Linked DNA regions of Mus musculus: region 1 is linked to region 2. Evidence: chromatin loops called from intact Hi-C (ENCODE). Cell type or tissue: heart. All regions are shown on one strand. Each heading gives the region's core, and the rest is flanking DNA. Links, peaks and the distances in the headings are about the cores only.

Region 1 (5,382 bases), core at 204-5,203, 420 kb after region 2:
CAAGGTAGGCCGTCACCCACACTCATACAGTCACCATCATCCCTGACATCATGTTGATGACATAACTATCATGTTTGATGAGTGTGCCTGCAGGGAGCGTAAGCACTCACTTTGATGAGCCCCCCCCCCCCTAGTGTGTTGAGATGACAGATTGACAGGTGACTTGCATGGGTGAGATTCAGTCTCCTTAAAGGGTCAGGTGCCCTGTTCATGTGGCCAGTGAGTGTGGTGGGGTGGATCAGGGAGAACCCCTTGGGAGTGTGCAGGTAAGCAGACTACACCGTTGGTGCTTGGGTGGCCAGGTGATCTCAAGTCTATGGGACATGAATTTTCCTACCCTGCCTTGGAAAGTCAGGACTCAAGGCCTGTAGGGGTGAGTTGACACAGTCTGTGCTTGAGCAGGGGGCACAGGACTCATATAGACACGTGGCAGCTGTTTTTTCCCCCTGATACTGTGGATGCTGGGCTCATCCCTCTTCCTGTGACCCCGTATGGACTCTCTCATATTCCTGAGTCACCAGGAACTGTCACTGTTCAGTACATCTGTGCTGGGTCCCCTGGTTCCATAGTCTCACTTCCTGTGACCTCCAAGTTAATAAACACTGAAGGCTGTGGATGATGGAAGAATCCCACTGTTCTGTCAAGTAGTTTACGATCTCTTAACTGCAAAGTCATAAAAATACCCCAGTACCCTACTCTGATTTCATCCTACCTGGGTTGAATACCCACATGATGGGCTGCTGGTACTGGGCTCTATGCTGGAATGCAGGAGCCAGGGGTCCCTGCAGGTAAAGATGCAGGGGTCTCCACCAGTGAGTGTGATCACTGGTGTGTGACAGCCCTCAGGACCATGGGGATATTCCTGCAGGGAGAGACTCGGAGCAAATGAGCCCATGCTGACTTTGCAGTGGTCACTGAATAACTTCATGACTACATTCCCAAGGATGCCCTGGCCTTTGGCTTGGGGACAACAGTGTTCCTCTCTTTCCAGCCTCTGCTTTGTTTGGGGAGAGGAGGTGGCATATACAGACTCCACAGTGTCCTGAGGCAGGAGGGCTGTGCATGGCCATAAGAAGGCCCTGAGTCCAGGGTGTTGAATTATGGGTACCCCTAGTTCCTGCTGTGTGGGCTGTTTGGTTCATCTCTCTTGTTCTTGCAGGGTGACCGTGGCTTTGATGGTCTGGCTGGGTTGCCGGGAGAGAAAGGCCATAGAGTGAGTATTTGCTGTGGGATTTGTGGGGGTCTTTTCTTTCCAACAGCCTCAGGTTCCTCCATTTCACAGTGTCTCTGTATGTACTGTGGAGTCTCTCTTAATGGAGAATCTAGTCAAGAGAAGTTGGATTTCCTACATGAGACTTACGAGCATGTCTGGCAAGCACCTCACTCCAGGGTGTCACAGGGGACAGAGAAGTGAGGGAAAATATGTGCTAGAACTAGTTTTAGAATCTTCTAGAAGCCACTTTTTACCTAATGGAGCCTTCACATTCATGGGAAATCTGAACAGCTATCGCATGCAAGCTTAGAGTCAGGACTGTGGCCGCAGGAAGGTAGGGCAGTCTCAGAGCCTGCTGCTAAGGATGGCTGGGGTTGGGCCACTATGGTGCTTGGCCGCCTTTCTCACCGCTCGCTGGGAGTGGTTCCTTTCTTACTTGCTTTACCTTAAAGTGGATTTATTGGTCAAATTTCTCATTTTGGGGCATCCAGGCACACATGTATGTGTATTTACATGTTTGTACAGATATACCTTCACAGGCATACACACAAAGGCACAAGAGCACATATTCATCCATACACATATGCATATATACACATACATTCATAGCCACACACACATATACATATTCACAGGCATACACATATACACACTCATACAAACATGATGACATGTGTGGATACATAGCAAGCATAATCACTTAGGACTCAGATACATATGCACACATTCACAAGCACATATACATACAGTTACACACAGACATAGGCACATAGATATCCATGCGCATATACGTGTATGTAAGCACGCTTGTATGCAAATACATACACATAGGCACAGACATTCATACTTACCTAGTCACACACATACATACAGGGCATACATGCATACATATATATTACCTGCACAAAATACACACAAAGAGGGATGCAACAATACAGTCATGCATACACATGGACAAAAACATGCACATATAGGAACATGGGCTATTGATGAATTAAAAAACATATGCAGATATGTGTCTTACAGTGAAAAATGTCTGTGCTCTGTATACTCTGAATAGTGTCTCACCCACAGCTGCTACTTCTCTGCTCTTTCGTAATTACGTGAAAACAAGCTCACAGTCACCAGTTGTGGGGAGTTGGGAGAGGTGCGTAGTCCTTTGACCAGCTGATGAGAGTATACATTGAGCGCCAGCTACAGGCGACACTGGGAATGACCCTCAGGGATTCTTGGTCCAGCGTGGTCCTTTTTGTGCTGCCCTCCCTCACACTGAATGCACAGTGTGCCTGCCTGTCTGTGGCTCCTGCTAAACCTGCTAGGTGCTCAGGCTGGTGATTCTGCCACCAGCAAGGTATGCAGATGGGGCTCGAGTGCAAGGCTCTTGGCCAGCCACTAGACTGACCTCTCAGCACACGCCCTCCGCCCAGGGGAACTAGGCTTCAAGACTGAGGGTTAGGATTAGGAGGACAGAAAAAAAAGGGGGGAGGGGTTGGGACAGTTGGGAAGGACCTGCTCTGTGGTGGTTAACATTGACCCTGGTTGGTTTTTCTAGGGTGACCCTGGTCCTTCTGGCCCGCCCGGAATCCCAGGAGATGATGGAGAAAGGGTAAGTATCTCTCAGCATCCTTTTACACTGGGAAACTCTGAGTGCAGGCCAGGCAGGGTCGGTAGGGCGGGGGGGGGGGGTAAGGGGGGGAGGAGGAAGCATGCATGTTGGCCCAGGCAGGTGGCTGTGTGCTTCTGAGATTGAAGCAAGGCACAAGCATTCACTTTACTTTACCCTTCTTGCCAATGAGGGTCAAACTGTCATGGGTCTCAGAAAGGAAACCTCTAACTACAGGAGGCAGGTGCCCCAGATCCTGTGGAGGGGAGATGCCAGGGACTTAATGAGCTCAGCGGCTCTGCTGATCTCATCTAAATGAGGTGTCAGATGGAGAAGCAAGGGCTCGGGGAGAGCAGGCGGTGGAGGGATGGGGGAAGTCATTGGTGAAGTAACTGAATATAGGAACAGTGGGGAGGGAAGGGCTGCAGTTGGGCTTCTTAGCCTGGGCTTTTGTACCCAGAGGACTCCTCAGTGTCCATTCCCAGTATCCTCAGCGGCTGGAGGCTGAGCTCATAGGCCACAGCACAGATGTGCACAGCAGAGAATGCATGGCAGGATTTATGGGCTCCTTGCACTATTGTTGGGAGCCCACAAACCCCAGGAAAGTGGGAGCTAGGTGCCATCATCTCTAGATTTTGAACTTTGTCCAGAAAGTTCCCCTCTCTGGACCTTGGCCTAAGCAGCTGCAAGCTGAGGAAGGAGAGGGGTACTTTTGGATGCCTCACCCTCTTGGTTCATGGTGGGTTTCATATGCATGCATTTGTGTGCACATATGCCTTTGTCGACGTATGTGCATTCACAGCATGTGCATACATGTACACTACTGTATATGCATAAGTGTACTCACTCCTAGGTGTGTGCATGTATATGCATGTGTGTGCGTATATGCATGCATATGCAAGTAATATGTGTGGCTGCAGTTATTGAACATAGGCACACATGAGCATATATGCTGGCAGGTGCTATGTGAGCATGCATGGCTGTGTTTGAGGAAGGCAGGAGAACTGAGTTCTGTGGTAGGAAGCAGCATCTGCTAGTGGCCCCTGTGTGGCCTGGTGAACCAGAGCAAGCATCCCATCTGGAGTCAGGAGGAAAAGTTTGCCACTGGATGGCTTGGATCCCGGTAGACCCTGAGCTCACCGAAGTCTGCCTGGGCTCCTCTGCCTCTCCTCTGACACCCTGTTCTTCTGTTTCTGTTACTCATGAGGGTGGCCTAGGCCTTGAACTCAGTGTCTGCCTAACTGCCCTTGCTACAGTTGTGAGTGTAGCTGAGAAGCAGGACCTGCTTCAGAGCCTCACGGTTCCCTGCAGCAGCTGCACCCTTGCAGCTCCAGAATGAGGACAGGGCCCTCTCCAATGGAGCCAGCATTAACACATTAGTGTATGCCTGAGGAGCAGGCAGAGTCCTGCTGTCGGGTGTGTGTGTGTATGTGTGTGTATGTGTGTGTGAGAGAGAGAGAGAGAGAGAGAGACAGAGAGACAGAGAGACAGAGAGAGACAGAGACAGAGAGAGAGAGACAGAGAGAAAGAGAGAGACAGAGACAGAGAGAGAGAGAGACAGAGAGAGAGAGAGAGAGAGAGAGAGATTGTGTGTGTGTGTGTACCCAGGCCTCAATGCTTGTACTTAAACATTTTTTTTCTTTCTCCATAGGGTGACGATGGAGAAGTTGGGCCCAGGGGACTGCCCGGGGAGCCTGTAAGTTGCTGATGGGAGGGACTCTGGGCCTCAGCTCCACAGTCATGAGCTGATGGGTGTGGAGTAGGTTAGAGAGCTTGGTCTAGAGAAAGAGGCACATGACATTTGCCCAGGAAAGAAAAGAGGGAGGACACTAGGGGCTGGGCACCTCTAGGGAGTGTATACTGGCCCTTTCTACAAGAGGAAGATGGGCCTTGGAGAGCTATAGCAAATGCCCAGGGGCACCGTAACCCCAGTGGAATTATGCTGGGTGCCGACGTGCTGCATGGAGGACATTCAGAGGGCCCATGGTGGACACTCAAGTGTGTCAGAGTAGACAGGAAGACACAGTATAGTGGGTGTTCTGCAGGAATCATAACAGTAACAAGGTAGGCATTGAGGGCATGGTGGTAGGTGTCCAAGGTGCTGCAGCAGACATTCCATCAGCAGCTATAGTGGGTGCCGGGCAGTCGAGGGGACTGAATAGGCCCAAGCTTGTCTTAGGCCTGGCAACTACACTCTACAGGGTGGTGCTCAGCTCGCTGCAGGAAAAGCTGCCTTTTGCCAGCCACCTTGTATTTAGGCTTAAAGCATATTTCCACAAGGGCAAAAGGACATTAATTACCCTGCATTTACTGATGTTCAGAAACCTACCTTTATTATCCAAGTCAGGCGGCTGTTTGTATCTGGTGAAGCTAATTGATGAGCTACGCCTTAAACGCCGTGCAGGGCAGAGCCCGGGTCGGCATGCTCAGGTTCATTTGGGATGAAATTATACCCTAGCCGTCTGATTAACCACCGAGGAGGATCCGTCAGCCTTGTTCTCCTTAACACACATCTAAATGGTGCCTTCTGGGTTAGCCGTGTCTCAAACACATGTATAAGACTAAG
Region 2 (5,382 bases), core at 122-5,121:
TCAGTATCTCTGGAAAAGCAGTCAGTGTACTTAACCACTGAGCCAACTCTCCAGCCCTATCATCACTTTCAAATATGGGTGGTTCCTTCTAAAACTAACTTTATCTTCATTGTTTGGGATTAAAGGTGATAATAAGGGCATGTCCTGTATTCTAGCTAGAGAAATTAGAGATGTATGCTAAAGGCTGAGCCACACCACAACTAGAAACAGGCACAACCTCGGGGTTCACAGTACAACTGAAGTCCACTCTGGACTCTCAGATGTTCCTGCTTCCCCTTCATCTACGGTAAACCTTGGACATTTTCATTCAAACCATCATCCAGCAAGGTGGCTCAGTGGGTAAAGGTGGTCGCCTCAGAGCTTGGTGGCCTGAGCATGTTGTAAAGAGAGAACTAACTCACAGGTTGTCATCTGACTTCCACATGGATGTGGGTCACAGCATATGCCCCCCTAAATAAATGTAATATTTAGGTATTTATTTATTTATTTATTTATTTATAGATAGGGTTTCTCTGTGTAGTCCTGGTGGTCCTGGAACTAGCTCTGTAGACCAGGCTGGCCTCAAACTCAGAGATCTACCTGCTTCTGCCCCACTAGTGCTGGGATCAAAGGTGTGTGGTGTGTCTCAACTGCTTGCTGTAAATATATATATATATATACATATATATATATATATATATATATACATATATATATATATACACACATATACACATATATATACACACACATACATATATACATATATATGTATATATATTAAATATTTTAAAATTTGTTTTATGTATATGAGTATTTTGTTTTCATGCACACCAGAAGAGGGAATCGGATTCCATACAGATGGTTGTGAGCCACCATGTGGTTGCTGGGATTTGAACTCAGGACCTCTGGAAGAGCAACCAGTGCTCTTAGCCTCTGAGCATTCTCTCCAGCCAGTAAATAGCATTTTAAAAGGTGTGAGTGGTGGTGGCGCATACCTTTGATCCTAGCCCTTGGGAGACAGAGGCAAGCAGATCTCTGAGTTCAAGACCAGCCTGATTTACAGAGTAAGTCCCAGGACAACCAGGGCTACACAGAGAAACCCTGTTTCAAAAAAGGAAAAAGTGTGAAAGTGATTTAAGACATCAGTGTAAGCAAGACCTGTGGGTTTATAGATTGGGTCAATCAGTTGAGAAGCTACAAGACTGCTTTGCCAGTTCAAGTTAGACTCTGCTCACTTAAGTTCAAAGCTTCACTCATAAAATCAGTAACAATGTAGAGTACCAGTCTGTGTCCCCTCTGAGGACACCTCTGTCAGCTACTCAGCACCCTAAATTTCCCAGAGTCAGCTTATTTTACTCTTTGATTCTGCTGTCCTTATGGTCTCCAAACCCATGTTTGTTTGTTTTTGTTTTCTGAGACAGGGTTTCTTTGTATCTAGCTATCCTGGACCCGGCTCATCTGGAACTCGGAGATTCTTCTGCCGCTCAGTCCCATGTTATGTTATTGACCGTGTGACCATCCAGTTACCCTCATTGCAGCTATGGGGCCCAGTATGGCTGTGGTTCACATTGTAATTTTTTAAAAAAGATTTATTTATTATGTAAGTACACTGTAGCTGTCTTCAGACACACCAGAAAAGGGCGTCAGATCTCATTAGGGATGGTTGTGAGCCACCATGTGGTTGCTGGGGTTTGAACTCAAGACCTTCAGAAGAGCAGTCAGTGCTCATAACCGCTGAGCCATCTCTCTGGCCCATATTGTAATTCTTGCCATCTAGGGAGAGACCAGTGTTCCTCATGATGCTGGGAATCCCCTAGAAAAATAACTTTTCACAGTCATGCTGAGAGCAGTCTTCTCTGGACCACCCCACAGAGATGAACAGACATGCTGGAATAATCTAGTGGAACATTCCAGTCTCTCTGAGGAGTGACACTTTCCTCTATGACCCCCAAACAGTTCTAGGCTTTGACTTTGTGGCGGTCACCTTATGGCCCATGCTTAGCCAACCAGCTAAGCTGAGCTTCTCTAGCAACTCTAGAAAACAGAGTCTAGAATCTGCTTAGCATTGCTAACCAACAAATCCAACCTATCCAGTCTGATTTCTCTGCAGTTATGCCTCATGTCTAATGATGCGTTGGATGCAAGGTTTAGATGGGGTAGGCATCATTCAGGCGAGAAAGCTGTTTCAGCCTCTTCTAGCACTTACCCCCATGCTTTTGGGAGCTGACTTTCCTAGGTCTCAGATGTAATTTCTGCTCATCTGGAGGAAATTCCATCAGTCTCCACGTGGAGGCAGACTTGCACCACTCAGGGTGCGGAGGCTCTGGAAAAGCCAAACTGGTCTTGGGTCCCGAGGAAAGGAACTTTTGCTCCCCCACCTCCAAGCCTTGGGCAGGGCTGCATTCCCACTTCTCTTTGGCTTGGACAATTTGCCCATCCAGACTGGGCTTCAGTTTGTTTGTTTGTTTGTTTTTTCCAAAGGAATTGATCAGAGAAATACATAATGTGGGCCTCAGACTTGGCTTTGGAGCAAGCTTGGGAGACCCAGCTATGCCTGTCCTGATTCCAGATGGAGAAACTAAAACTTGGAATGCACACACACAGGATGGTGGGGAGGTGTCGCCGGCCAGTTTTGGAGTGTTTTGATCCTGTTCTAGTACCTTGACTGACATGCACAAACTGAACTGGGGTCTACAGCTCCAGAGGACTCTGGGGTGCTAGGGAATGCCCTGGGCTTGTGGCTTGGTACATAGTTATGTTTTGGGTCTCTAGTAAGTGCTGTGGTGGACCAGTCACCTCCCATTGCATATGTATTGTGCATACATGCAATTCCACATGCGATGATTAATGTTGACTGTCAAGTTGATAGGATCCAGTGTCACTTATGAGACAAATGTCTAGGCATGTCCTCGAGGAGTTTTCTAGATTGTGTTTGTCCAGGTAGGAGGAGCCACCTTGAAACTGGTCAGTACCGTCTCACGGGCTGGGGTGCTAGCCTAAATAAGGAGAAAGTGGGCTGAGCTCTGTCTGCATCCTCGGCACGGATGCCATGTGACCTTCCCTCCTAGCTCTGATGACTGTGAGCCCCACCAGCACCATCCCTTCTTGAAGTTGGTCTTGTCAGGTCTTTGTTATATAGCAACTAGGAAATGCCCTGGGGATTTTTTTCATACTACCCAGGAAATGTGAGCCATGAAGCCCAATTCACTCACCAGATTCTCTGAGGACATAGTTTGTATTTTTGTAAACCTGATCATCTTTTTTTAAAAAGATTTATAGATTTATTATATGTAAGTACACTGTAGCTGTCTTCAGACACTCCAGAAGAGGGAGTCAGATCTTGTGTCAGATCTTGTTACAGATGGCTGTGAGCCACCATGTGGTTGCTGGGATTTGAACTCAGGACCTTTGGAAGAACAGTCAGGACTCAACCACTGAGCCATCTCTCCAGCACCATGTTTTGTTTTGTTTTGTTTTGTTTTGTTTTGTTTTGTTTTGTTTTGTTTTGTTTTTGTGAATGGCCCTGGAAAGATACAACCAACCAGTCAGTGGCTTTGAAGACTCACAGGGCTGGGCTGAAATTTTTGGTGTGTATGACTGGCTCAGGTGGACACCTCTGACTATTCCAGTGTCTTGCAGATAGGCTACTGCTCAGACTGTGTGTTGCTTTTCCTGTGTCTCAATGAGACTGGTGTCAATTTTAAAGTAGCTGCTGCCTGCTGGAGCCAGAGATCTGGCAAATTAGCTTTTTATTTCTCATGGCAGAGGATGACTGAGGCCAAGCTCTCTCTGGGAGATGCCCCTATGAGTGACTAAGGCTGTGTCCCTCTGGGGGATGCCCTTGTGCTTCTAGTTTAGCCTTCCCTGGATGCTCTTCTGTTTCTATAGGGAGGTGAATGACCATCCAGCGGGGTGAGCCTTCTCCTTGGGGCCCTCTATTAATAAAACAACCACTGACCCCCGGACGTGCAGGCACATGAGGGGACACAGTATTCCCAGGGTCGGCGTCGGTCCAGAGACCTTTCGTGCCTGACCCAGCCGCCTCTAGAGTGCTTCCATCCTGCTCTGGCCCCTTGGCTGAAGGACCGGAAGTTCTGCATGGTCCAAGCTGGGGCTGCTCTTCCTCCAATATATAAATAACCTACTACCAGCTCCCTGGGAGAGTCCTAAGGGCCTGAAGGAGGGAGGGACAGAGCCCCAGGCCCTTGAGACTAGGCATGACTCAGAGTAAGTCATCTGCTTTTCAGGTTGTTCCAGAGCCTTCTTGGGCTCCCCTGGTGTCCTGTGCTGTTGCAGAACCCCGAGGCAGCCTGGATGAGGGCACTCGCTCTGTTTCTCTTTCATCAGTTGTTTCTGTGGAATCGGAGGCTATTGGCTGGGGATGGACAAGGAGACAACTTTCTTCTCATTCTGGAGGTCTAGCTGTGCTGGAGAAGTGGAAGGCTGAGATTCAGGGCAGGGACCAAATTTCTATCATCCGCCTAGAGCAGTGTTCTCAACCTTTTACTGTCGTGGCCCTTTACAGCAGTTCCTTCTGTTGTGGTGACCCCAACTATAAAATTATTTTCATCGCTACTTCATAACTGTAATTTTGCTACTGTTCTGAATCATTATGTACATATCTGTTTCCTGGTGGTCTTAGGTGACCCTCAGAGGGGTCACACCCCGCAGGTTGAGAACCACTGATCTAGAGGCACATGCTGTGCTCGGTTGAAGCTCCCCAAGAGGGATCCTCCTGAGTACCCCAATCCTGACTCGGTGACACTGACCTTGTCCTATGGTCCCTGGTAGCCTTTGCTCTTTCTGTTGAACTGGGGTCTGCCTTTTTTGTCTGCCCTCTGCCAGTACCACACTCACTGAGCCACAGGGGAAGAGTCAGCCAGACTGACTGTATGTGCGTGGGGTTCTAGGATACCTGCTGTCACCGGCCACAGCTGGACACTTGGGTGCTCAGAAACCTGAAGTGAAGGCAAAATGGACCTGGTTCTGCCCACCTAAGCTTCCCTGGGCCCCAAGCTCCAGACAGCGAAATCTGCAGCTCAGGGCCCAGGCTCATGTTCAGAACACCACATCCAGGCTGGGCCCCTGTTTTACTTGGAGCAGATAAAGGTTTCTGAGCAGCCTGATACTGCATCACTGAAATTCCACGAACTGAAACTGGATGGCTCAAAACAAATTTCCCTGTTCTGGAGGTCAGAGTTCGATATCAAGGCATGGGGGGGCATGGAATGTCGGGGTGGGGGTGGGGCTGCTGACTCTTCCCAAGGCTCCTAGTGAGATGGTTCCTCCTGTCTCCCAGATAGTCCTGGGGTTGAGAATGTGTCAATAAATTTCCTTTTCCTTCTCTCAAGGCCTCCTCTTGCTCCCCTGTGTCTTGTGTGTCTCCTATAGTGGCACTTG

What was found. Peaks named below come from ENCODE experiments on the same cell type or tissue, not always from the same donor. Only the 100,000 strongest peaks of a DNase experiment are listed, where the experiment ranks them.
Region 1: a loop joins it to region 2, with 4 times the contacts of the local background. A loop is called at or near these places in 15 of 42 quality-filtered maps.

Annotation. Positions count from the first base shown.
Region 1 is chr2:27,966,980-27,972,361 of GRCm38, forward strand. It overlaps Col5a1 (collagen, type V, alpha 1), which reads left to right. Exons shown (of 66, transcript NM_015734.2): 17 at 1-4; 18 at 1,160-1,213; 19 at 2,766-2,819; 20 at 4,468-4,512. Among named protein-coding and RNA genes, the nearest start is that of Gm13372, 63 kb to the right of the region's middle. In heart, for the core only: a CTCF peak has its summit at 2,418; no DNase peak of the experiment used is centred there.
Region 2 is chr2:27,550,533-27,555,914 of GRCm38, forward strand. No RefSeq gene overlaps it. Among named protein-coding and RNA genes, the nearest start is that of Gm13421, 13 kb to the left of the region's middle. In heart, for the core only: a CTCF peak has its summit at 2,274; DNase peaks (open chromatin) are centred at 2,259 and 4,069; H3K27me3 peaks cover 869 bases.